Regions from separate parts of the Homo sapiens genome. Here region 1 is linked to region 2. A link is a loop called in an ENCODE intact Hi-C map of the cell type or tissue named here. Cell type or tissue: A673. All regions are shown on one strand. Links, peaks and the distances in the headings refer to the core of each region. The heading gives the core; the rest is flanking DNA.

The links. A loop is a pair of places that touch in the nucleus more often than their neighbours do. Peaks named below come from ENCODE experiments on the same cell type or tissue, not always from the same donor. Only the 100,000 strongest peaks of a DNase experiment are listed, where the experiment ranks them.
Region 1: it touches region 2 in a loop (7-fold over the local background); 2 of 110 quality-filtered maps call a loop at or near these places.

The regions. Positions count from the first base shown.
Region 1 is chr2:103,286,204-103,291,593 of GRCh38, forward strand. No RefSeq gene overlaps it. Among named protein-coding and RNA genes, the nearest start is that of LINC01935, 300 kb to the left of the region's middle. In A673, for the core only: a CTCF peak has its summit at 3,085; no DNase peak of the experiment used is centred there.
Region 2 is chr2:104,409,867-104,415,256 of GRCh38, forward strand. It overlaps LINC01831 (long intergenic non-protein coding RNA 1831), which reads right to left and starts at 4,165. Exons shown (of 2, transcript NR_135589.1): 1 at 4,093-4,165; 2 at 2,286-2,803. LOC124908058 (a long non-coding RNA gene) reads left to right here. Exons shown (of 2, transcript XR_007088675.1): 2 at 1,315-1,846. RefSeq lists an enhancer at 5,024-5,390. In A673, for the core only: a CTCF peak has its summit at 2,741 (motif pointing left); no DNase peak of the experiment used is centred there.

The DNA of each region.
Region 1 (5,390 bases), core at 277-5,276, 1.1 Mb before region 2:
TATTGAGTTCAGCAATTTTTCTCATATTTCAGAAAAAGGTATCATTTGATGTTTTGCAAAGTGCCTATTTTGAGGGCTCAGTTACATATTTATACCTGTAAAAGCCTCCGGTTCCCTTTTCCCATCCTGTACATTTCCTCCTCCCAAACAGAGGTACAGATGTAAGAAAATTTGGAATGCTAAATGCAGAACAACAAAAATAAAAAACTCAGGAATTAAAACTCCAAATTGAACCACTCTCTTCCACAAAAGTCACAGAATCTGTTTTGCTGCCAATACATCGTTTTGGACTTTGAAATATAAGGTAAAGTTCAACTATTTTCTTTTATTTTTGTATTAATTTTCTCATCTCTAACTTAGTAGATTCAAGTGTAACAGTTTCTGTAAAACTGAATCATAGCAAGAAATGTAGTATTCAAGTTTCTTGAAATATTCTCAGGATGTCAGATTCATTTAATAGCAAAATTATATCAATTTAAAAAGCAATGGAAATGCAAGAGGAAGATTATATATACACACACACTCACACACACACATTTCTGCATGTGTGAAGAAAAGTTTTCATTTCTATGTAATTTTTTGTTACCAAACCAGAATGGTAGACTCTGCTATTAATTTTGCATTGTCAAATAATTTGTCTCAAGCAAGACTTCTCAAAGTTCTGGAATAACCAACATATCTGGCCATCTGCATGACTTTAAGTCTATGCTCTATCAGATCTCCACATGGACATAATATACAGCAACAAATACTTCTTCCCTGAAAGCCTAGTTTCAAGGGATAATTTATATGTATCCACACAAAAATAATAAAATACTCTCTCAACTCTTTTCATGCTTCAAAAAATTAAGAAAAGAGTAAGCAAAAGTAGTAAAGGAGAAAGTACGTGAAAAGGAATCTATAGCTAGACATCTTTAGAAACGGTATATTACTTTACATTTTAGACATGTTTTATGTTAGCAGATGCTTAATTTCTAGAAGGATTATTAGGTATATGAGAAATCCAGCTTTATAAAGAAATCCTAATGACAACAAAATGTTGCTGTAAAATGATTATCTTGTGTTCCCCCGAAAATATTATTTTATTTTGCTTTTTCAGAAAATATAGACCTGGCATCTGGTTAGGTAACTATTCAAAACTAAACAATTCCACATGGGGTCTATCTTACTGCTAATGCCCACATTAATTCAAAGTCTAGTTTCTTATTTAGGTTGAATCTTTGTCATTACCTCATTACTTAATCTAACAATAGCAATGGGCCACAGGGACCACCCCCCCCCCCCACAAAAAGAGACATCTTTCAATTTTCATTTAAAACAACAGAATATATTACAAGTTAAAATTCACAGGGAAACTTCAGTGTAGAAGGGGGAACAGCATGCATCTGGCCCTGCGAGCTGTTTTTTTTTTTTTTTTTCCTCAAAGGTTATCGGCAATCACTGCTTTCAAAGCCGTTTTCACTGCATTTCAGATGCCAGAATATACTTCATACAGTATTAATAAAGGGTTGCACCAGAATTAATGAAAAGTTTCCATGTTCACATATAATAAAGAAGTACCTAATTAAAGGCATGGTTAAGCCAGAAGTACAGATATTGTCTTTTATATTAATATCTATTATATTTTAGCATTTACTGTGAGCCTCTTCAACTGACTGATGCCTGAAGGGAGAACTAAGAAATCGCTCAGCTGGTGGCTGGCACTGGTCTTGAAGAAAGCTAGTAAGGAACACTTTGCAGCCTTTCAGAGTTTCTCCACCAGCTGTCACCAGCTATGGGTGCTGAAAAGACCCTGTCACTTCATCCAAAGGGATTTACTTGGTCAGAAGGAAAATTTAAATACAAAGCATGCAGCTAAGAAGCCAGAGAAAAGGATTATGAGCGTACAAGCGCACATGTGTATACGACACTAATACATCTTTAGGAAATTTCAGATCCCCAAGGCCAGGATTACTGCCAGGGGCAGGGTGGTGGACCTATGCAGGGACATTTACCACTAGTGTTATTATCTTCCAACTATTCAATGCAACTTTATAGGTCTTTCCCTGAGGCCATTAAAGAAGAAGAAACAGAAAAGAAAAACTGCCATCCCCTCAATGGAGAGCAATAATTCAGGTTTTCTTATTGTTGGGAATCACCTGCATGCAAAATACTCTGTTGCCTTGTGTACTTGGTCTAATTTTCTTGCCCTTGTCCAAATTTACCAATGGGATGCATCTGATTAAGGATGGTAAAAGCAAATCAAAGTATGAGAACTTTTAGGCTCACTACTCTGCACACCAGGAGACTGAGAAGCTCATCCAAAACAAGACAGCAGGTCACTGAAATGGCCACAGCGAGGATGCTTGGGGAGGAGGTGGTGGTGAAAAGCCAGCCCTCTTTGCAGGATAGTCAAGGGCAAGGTTAAAAGTCCCTACGGAGAGTGAGGAAGTGGCAGGAAGAAGCCTACGGAATTGAGGATGCAAAAAAAGAAAAGCTAAAGGTAAAGGTCATTTTATCCAAAGAAGAAGAAAAGAAACACGGTTCAAATGTGGGCACCCAACATTAAAAGTGCGTATTTCCTTGTGCCAAGTGGCAAGGCAGTTGCATCCAATTCATGATAGCAGCAGGTGGCTTGGACAAAGCCTACCCCTCAGAGGAAATTTATACAGCCTCTGGAGCATATTGTTAGCTCCAGGAACGCAGGAAAGGGAGCATTACATAGCCAGCCAGCTGTGTAATTGCCACCAAGGCAGAATCTTGGCACAGGGGAGTGGAGGTTCTCACCCAAGGTGTGTTTTACATACTTTAGCCTCGTTTGGCCTCAAGATGAGGCCAAATAATTGTTAAGGGTATTGGTTTCAGAGGAGAAGACAACCTTGCAGCAGCGACAGAAGTGATAGAATATTGTACACAAGAGAGGAATTCACAGATGGCAAGAAAATTCCCACTCTCAACGATACAGACTGAGAAAAGAGAAGACCTGAGGTAAAGCTGCTTTGTGCAGATTTTAGGAGAAATATGTCAGAAGCTATCATTAGAAGCATTGGTAAAAAGGAGCAAGCTGTCTGGAAGTGCAGTACAAGTTGAAGAGTCTGCCTTTAGATGTCACTACAACCTCACTACTGCATTTCCAAAATTCCCATGAAGAATCAGAATAGTTTGACTCCAGCCCATGTACACTGTACACAGTTCCAGGAGATACTGCATAAGGGTCTTTAAATTTCTTCACAGAGGCTATCATACAGCGGTCCCAGCAAAGCTGATTAGGGAAGCAGCTTGACTCTGCTATAGCCTTTCTGCCACCTCCAAGCTGTTCCCACAGTCACCTTATTCACTGCGGAGGCAGGCCCCCTAGCAAGACTGGAATACAACAAATGCAGATGAGATGAGCCCTCCCCCACTTAAACCGGATGGCAATACTAAGGAACAGCTTAATGTGCACCCACAGTGATTGATACTTCCTCTCTTTCTCTGAGGGGTTGCATTCTAATACACTCGTCTAAAACTAACATTTCTTATGTAGAAATATGGCTTTGCTTTGTTTTTGCTTTTATCCTAGAGGATATCTATCTGAGGATATTTTACCTATCAGATAGATAGGTAGATGATTGATAGGTAGGTAGGTAGATACATAGATAGATAGATAGATAGATAGATAGATAGATAGATAGATAGATAGACAGACATATATCCATACTGCACATTTAAGGAATAATAGCATAACACTTCCAGATTCCTACAAATCCAAAAGGGTCATTTTCTTTTAAACAAATTCACAACAGATTCTTAGGAAAAAAAATAAGCCAGCAGAAATTGAACCGCATCATCTCAGACTTCTTTTGCCTACTTAAAAGAGGTATTTCTGTGGCAATGTGACATTTGTGCTTGAATTATTTTTTCCACAGGAAGGCATTGCAAATGCTCATAATTTAAGAGCCATGTATCCAAGGAAGTCCAACTAACTATTAGACAAAAAACTCACTCTGATAACTGGCATCCAATCTAAAATCTGGGAAAAACTTAGACAAATCAAATATCCAGTGAAAACATTACCAAATGCTGCACGACGCAACTGCCTATACATTTCTAATCAGTATTCATTTCCTGTCCTTAAAATAAACAGAAAACAGATTTCTCCATTTTCCCTAAAATCAATCTTTTGCAGTATCTGTCAGTTGCTTTCACCCAATTAGTATTCTACATTCATTTATTTTCTTTGTAAGTTAATTTTTTTTTAACATACCTTGGCATGGGTGTTTCATTCAATACTTGTAAATGAAATGACAGAAAAACACTGTGTTCCTTTAGGCCCTCAAACTTGTAACTTTGTTAATGAATTGAGATGAATCAAAGATACCTTATTAATTATTGCTTGCCTGGTAGGTTAAGCTTTGGCTTTTCACCTCACTGGCCCAGAGAACAAGATTGCCTTTGGCCATGTCCGAGGGGCTCATTAAGGCATCTCTGGGGAATGAGAAGAAATTGTTAGTGAAAAGCAATGGTCAGTTTCTCTCCCAGAGACCCAGCAGGGAAAGGAAGCCCTCATCAAGGAGAACTAACAAGACTGTGTGTACTACACCTGTAATCAAACTGGCCTGAAAATGCCTGGAGACCACTGTGCTGTCTTTGCGATTTGGGAAGTTATCTGAAAATGCTGAATCCAATCCATAATTGGTATGTGCACGCAATTATAATCCTCCAGATAGCTCAAAAATGTTGCAGTTACAAGCCTCAAGGAGTGGTAAACTTTAACATGCATGGCATAAACTAAGATATTTGATATAATAGAAGAGAAAACTATTCTGGCAGCAGAAAAGTAATTGAATATATGCCTGTTTTTTCTTAATGAGCATAATTATATACAGTTTTTTGACAGCTAGTGGACTACAGTACAGCCAATATTATAGAACATATATTTCAAGTCATTTATATTGTACACATTTCTATATGTCCGTAATTTCTATTCTGCATGAAGTGGAGAGATCTCTCCTAAGTGAGGTGAATCATGGCATTCATTGGAAACAGAGACATGTGTTGCTGCAAGTTTGGAAGGATTAGGGATTGGGAATTCTAGCAATGGAGTCATAATTACCAGCTACTTCATTCACTCACTCATTGTATTAAAAATATTTGTAAAACTTTCAAAATGGCATGTCCCCCAAGATGGTTCTGTAATGAGGCTGCAGAGTCCATGGGTTGATGTGTTGGGTGCACCAACGGAGGTCAGTCAACAACGTTTATTGATTGCTCACTGTGGGCTGAATGCTAGGCTAGGCCAACCTGCTTGTGCAGCACGAAGTGGTATTGGATGTCAATGAAAAGGAAGCCCTGAAATGTCACCAGTCCTTTTTGCTAAGACTGTCACTCTACTGAATATCTTTCTGAACACATCAGATCAAATACATTGG
Region 2 (5,390 bases), core at 96-5,095:
TATAGTTGTTATTCATATGCTCAGAGCTCTTGATCATCAGTTTTTTTCCCCCTTAAAACAGATTTTTGAGCTATTTATCCCTAGCTGATTCAGAGGTCATGGAGGTGCCTGGACTTTCCTACATGTCAAGGAGTCCAAGATGCATCATAAATACCCATATTTGAATATGGATTTGGAAATGTCTAAATTTTATCAGAACATTACCTTTGGTTCTGTTATGTCCTTGAACTACATCACTGGAGTTCAAGCAGGATTTGTGTTTCAGATCAGCAAAACATTTCCTTTTCTGAGGCTTTTTCAATTTTGTCTCATTCGAATAATATTAAACTACTTAAAATGTCAACACCAAAAATCCAGCAGTACCTGTAGACTAGATATAAATGCCTATGGAACCACAGATCTGAACAGGTCAGTCCTCCAGGCACCAAGGGCCAGATTTACGTCTATCTCTTGCAGTGACAGTTGGTTCCTACTGGCCTCAAATGTGCAAGCAATTAGACAGCTGTATGTATAATTGGTTTGACATGCTCCGTTTTTTCTTCCAGAGAGAAAAACTTCCTTTAAAAATTTCAAGGATGAATTTTTGATGATATAGATAGCTTTTTGAAATATGATATTTTATCATTTATTTGGATCTAATGGAGATCCAAATAAAAGTGTGATATTTTGAGAAAGTATTAGATGTGTATGGCATCAGATGGTTGGCTTGATCCTTGAATAGAGAACTAGGCTGTTGGAGCCCAGGTCATGAATACCCATATCAAAATCTGCCTGTTTGTTTCAGTCTGTTCTAAAACCTAATGACAACCTAGTACTTAGTATTGTTGGAAAAAAGAATCGTTGATGGGAGGATAGGCAGGGCTAGGTAAGAGAAAAATAAAAAGATTAGTATAAGCCTGTATCTAGAAAACAACTCAAAGCAAATGACCTACCGAAGCCCAACCAGTAGTATCATTTTCACCTACAAACAAGAACTCTTGGAACTTTCTCTTTGTTATTTGGAAAGAAAAACAAAAGTACTAATAATCAAACTCAAGGTTGGATAGCTTTAAGAGTAAGGAAAAAAAGAAATTACTCATGAAGTTAGAACACTGAAGAAATAGAAGTGAGATGGATCACCACAGGAAAATCCTGAATGAAGCAAATGTTTTCTTGAGTACAAGGATGTATAATTTTAGGAAAGATTGAGCTATTTGCCATCTTGCTTATGTATATGTTGTTGGATTTACTTATTATGGATTTTACCACTTTAGTGTCATGGTTAGTGTTAAAGTACGTGGGGTGTGTGTCTAATTGATGTCATGCCTATCCCAGGAAGTCACTAAGGAGCAGCCCTGTCACAACAGCCTCCAAAGGACAGAGAGTGAACCACAGAGGAAATTCGAATGCATGTACAGTGGGTTCCATTACCAGGGAGCCTGAGCTTGGGACAAGAGGAGCTCATCACCACCAGAAAATACTACCAACATGCCCAAGAGTTTGTTTCCCATACTTTTAAAGAAAAAGAAAAATGGATGGTTCTGAAATCACCTGGGTTTGTTTTATTACATTATATCTTCTGGCAAGATCAGTGATGGCAGATGTGATTCAGCAATAGAAGCATGGCTGTACTGGTAGGTTTTTAAAATAAATTCAAGGGCTGTACTTTCTGACTGGCTACCTCCCTGTGGTTTGGCTTTTTAATGGAGTTCAATAGGCTTCATGTTTCTTATTATGATTTCCTTTAAAATCTCTGTATACGATAATGTTTGTGCTACTGGATATTGTTCTAGTTTTATTTAAATGCCACATCTTCAACACAGTATAGTAAAGATGTGCTAATTAAACTCAATCTATTTTACATCAATTAATTCAGACTGTGATCTCTCATCAGATTGCATATGTTAAGTAGGACTTAGGGCTGGTCAACAGATGTAAACTATTCAGAAATGTGGTGAGAAACCAACTCCAATGACAATTCCTGAGCCAGATTTTTTTTTTTACTTGTTCAGATGCTAAAGGATTGTATTTCAGTTCAGCTACATATTGGACATCAGAGAAGGCTACATTTTATGGCTCCCTTGAGTATATGTCAGTTGTAGTTATTTTAATTATTTCTAACATTTAGTTCTCCTGAAATGGCCACCCTTACTTTGATGCTTGCATTGATGAAGGCCATGATCACTGAGCAGCACGGTGCTAAACTGAATGAGAATAGCACAAGGTGACTTTATATACATTACACACATCCCTTCCTTCCAGGAAGCGGTCCGCCTCCCCACCAAAAACACAAGAAAAGCACCACCAAATTTGACTTTTTAATAGACAGTTTCTGCAAAAAAAGCTACACAAAACAGTAAGCATTAAAATTATTAATAGCCCTGTTTCTGTGTTCTTGGGAGACAGTGACAGAGTTTACATGCTAGCGAATCTTGCATACGCAAAGGTCAGGCACTCCATGCCTCAAAAGACAAATCCACGAAAATATGAAGACCACCATATGTAAGACCCAGCATTCCCATCACATCTCTCTAGTGTGAATGTGGGGAAGTTTATTGGTAGAGTGAAGTTTAGAGTTTCACACAGAATTAAGAGGTTTCTTTGAAAAGTCTATATGGTTATGTTCCTAGTGACAGAAAGAGTGATGTCTGAGAGTGAAAAGGCTATGCAAATTACAACTATTCCAAATCAAAGTTGAAGTCCAAAGATCTCTGGCCAATCAAAGGGTTCGTTTCTGCCCCCTGGTGGATGGAGAGGCATTTCCACACGCCCATTATGTTAGTTGTAAAACAGGGACTTCAATGGGTTTTCTGAGAGTAGGTTTCTGAAAAAGACAAACAGTGATGTGGTCAGATTTAACCAATTTTCTTTTAGTGAATGCTTTGTAACAAAGTAAAAACTTAATATGGGCAATTCTGTGCTTCCTCTGTCCTTTAGCATGTGACATGACATTTTTATTGGGGCAAGTGGCTCTGTGTATTATGGTCTTGTGTTACTCTCCACCATGTGTTTCTCTCCATATCAATTTCTTTTCCTTTCTCATCTGCTCATATCCAAAATAGAAGCTAAAAAGAGAAAGGAGACTTCCATCTCCCATTATTTTCTTCCTTGCATTTTTTTTTTCTGGCATCCGTTCTCCTAAGTTTCACTCCTTTTCCTTACCTTTTCCTCCCTGATGTCCATGGTGGTATTTGCTATGCTATGCTTTCAACAGGTGGATGATTTTATAGGACTAGCAACTTACAGTTTTCATTTATTTTCCAGGTCAAATAAAGCAAAAACAATATGAGAACAAATTAATAAATGCATGATAGTATGGCATCCAGAGCGATTTCATGTAGATTTTGCCACCCTTATAGAAGTATTTTTGAGTGTGATAAGCTCTGAAATTTTATAAAATTCTTGCCAAAGGTAAAAATAATATGTAGTGATGACATTCCCTTTTCACAAATGCACATATTGTAGAACCTGTGCCTAGCCACAGGATCTCACAATCTTTTGGGATTGGCAATTCACACAGTGCAAAATCCCATTTGCAACATAGCTTTCCCCAATCCCATGGGATTCATTGTGAGAGCATTTTAATATAATAGTTTTCTTACAGTTGAGAACTCTGGAAAGATAGCCCCTAGTCTAAGACAGAGGAACATTCAGCAGTTGTGATAATGAATTGATAGCATAAAAAAATAGTTTACCTTTTACATTTTTATCCTGCATGTGCATTTCTTACCTACTTTTCTCTACATTTTTGTGATTTCTTCTATTAGAAGGGCACAGGAGCACAGACTTTGGATTGCTACCGCATTCATCTATTTCTTTTAAAGACAAGAACTGGAATCATACTCCTTTAAGAATAATAGGTGTGCCCCTACCCACATCCTAGGAAATCCACTTCACTTCTTCCAACTTGTAATAAAACAACGATTTATGAATATTGTCTCCTTTTTCGGTAGACACCTCTTTTCCCTGCTAAGGGTTGCTTGAAGACAGATCAATGTTCCAATTTAATTAAAGTGAACCCCCAAGGCCCAGCCCCAGCTTTTTTTTTTTTCATTTTTATTTTCAGAAGTATCGAGTTCACAAGAAAGTGATTCTTTCAAAAATGGTACGTACGTTTCCAGGAAGAAATACCAGACGGAGTTCCGTATGCTTGCCTTCCACAGAGAGCTCACACTTCAAAATGTCCAGTGATCTCCGAAAACTGAGCAGACCAAGAGTGTCAGCTTAATTATTGACTAAATATCGATGACAATACTAACATTGACATGTGGACAGGAGGAGTAAGAGATGTGAAAAATACAAAGATGACACAGAAGCCTCGTTGACCCAGAACTAGACCCTTTCCCAACTGTGAACACCAGGCTGGAAAATCATAGATCATTCTTAGAGCAGTCATCACTTTTAAAGACAAAGTTTTGATATAAAGGAGAAAGAATCTCTGCTCTCTATGTTTAGTGGTTATTCAGGGGTTTTGACGTGAACTCTTTCAAGAGAGCCTCCCTTTTGTAATCACCAGGATTTGTGGTTTGCACAAATCTTTTCAAATCTTGTCATCGTCACACATACTTACACATTTAGATCTTTACACAGCTGTAAGTCATAAACAAAAACAACAGAACTTTTTTTTGGGGGGGGGAATAGTTCAAATTAGAGCACACTTCAAATGAAAACAATCAAATGCAAATGAAAAAGTTTAGTTCATGTATAAGAAAAAAGGTGAAGCCAACCAGGTGTGTTTTGCCTGGTTCTTTTTTGTATAAACAGATCGTTTTTTTTTGTATAAACAGATAACTGACTTTTAAACCCGCAGACCACAACATTTTAATTCAGTCATTGTCATTTGGAAAAAAAAAAAAAAGGATGAGGAAAAAGCCACAGACAAATTAGGACCAAAAGTAACCAATTAGGACAAAAAAAAGTAACCAAATTTAGCAATTTAAAAAATTGGCTTTTTTTTGGTAGATGAATTATCCTCATCCGTGATATACATTTAAGAATGAAACTTACATTAGCCCCTTAAAGTGGTCCTGCGACTTTAATTATTCACAAAGTACACAAATTTAATGAGTTTTTAAATATTAAAACTCTTCTCTATTGTCACTACGGTGAGCTCTTAATTTACAGAGCAATTAAGTCAGGACCCTCATTTATCAGGACATGTGCGTTTGTTGAAAATGTAGTCAGTTTTTATTCATTGATGCTATGGAAATACTGAGGTGAAATTAATGTGTGCCTTCAGAGGTCGTGCCGGTGGTGGTGGGGAGGTAGCAAGGAGCAATACGTGAGATAAATAAGTAACTGCTATTCCCCGATTTCTCTAGAGATTGCTGAAATATTAAGTGGCACAATGGTTATCGTTCTCAGCCAAAATGCTTGCAAGAAAATGCCCCCTGAGTTGTTCTCTGGCAAAC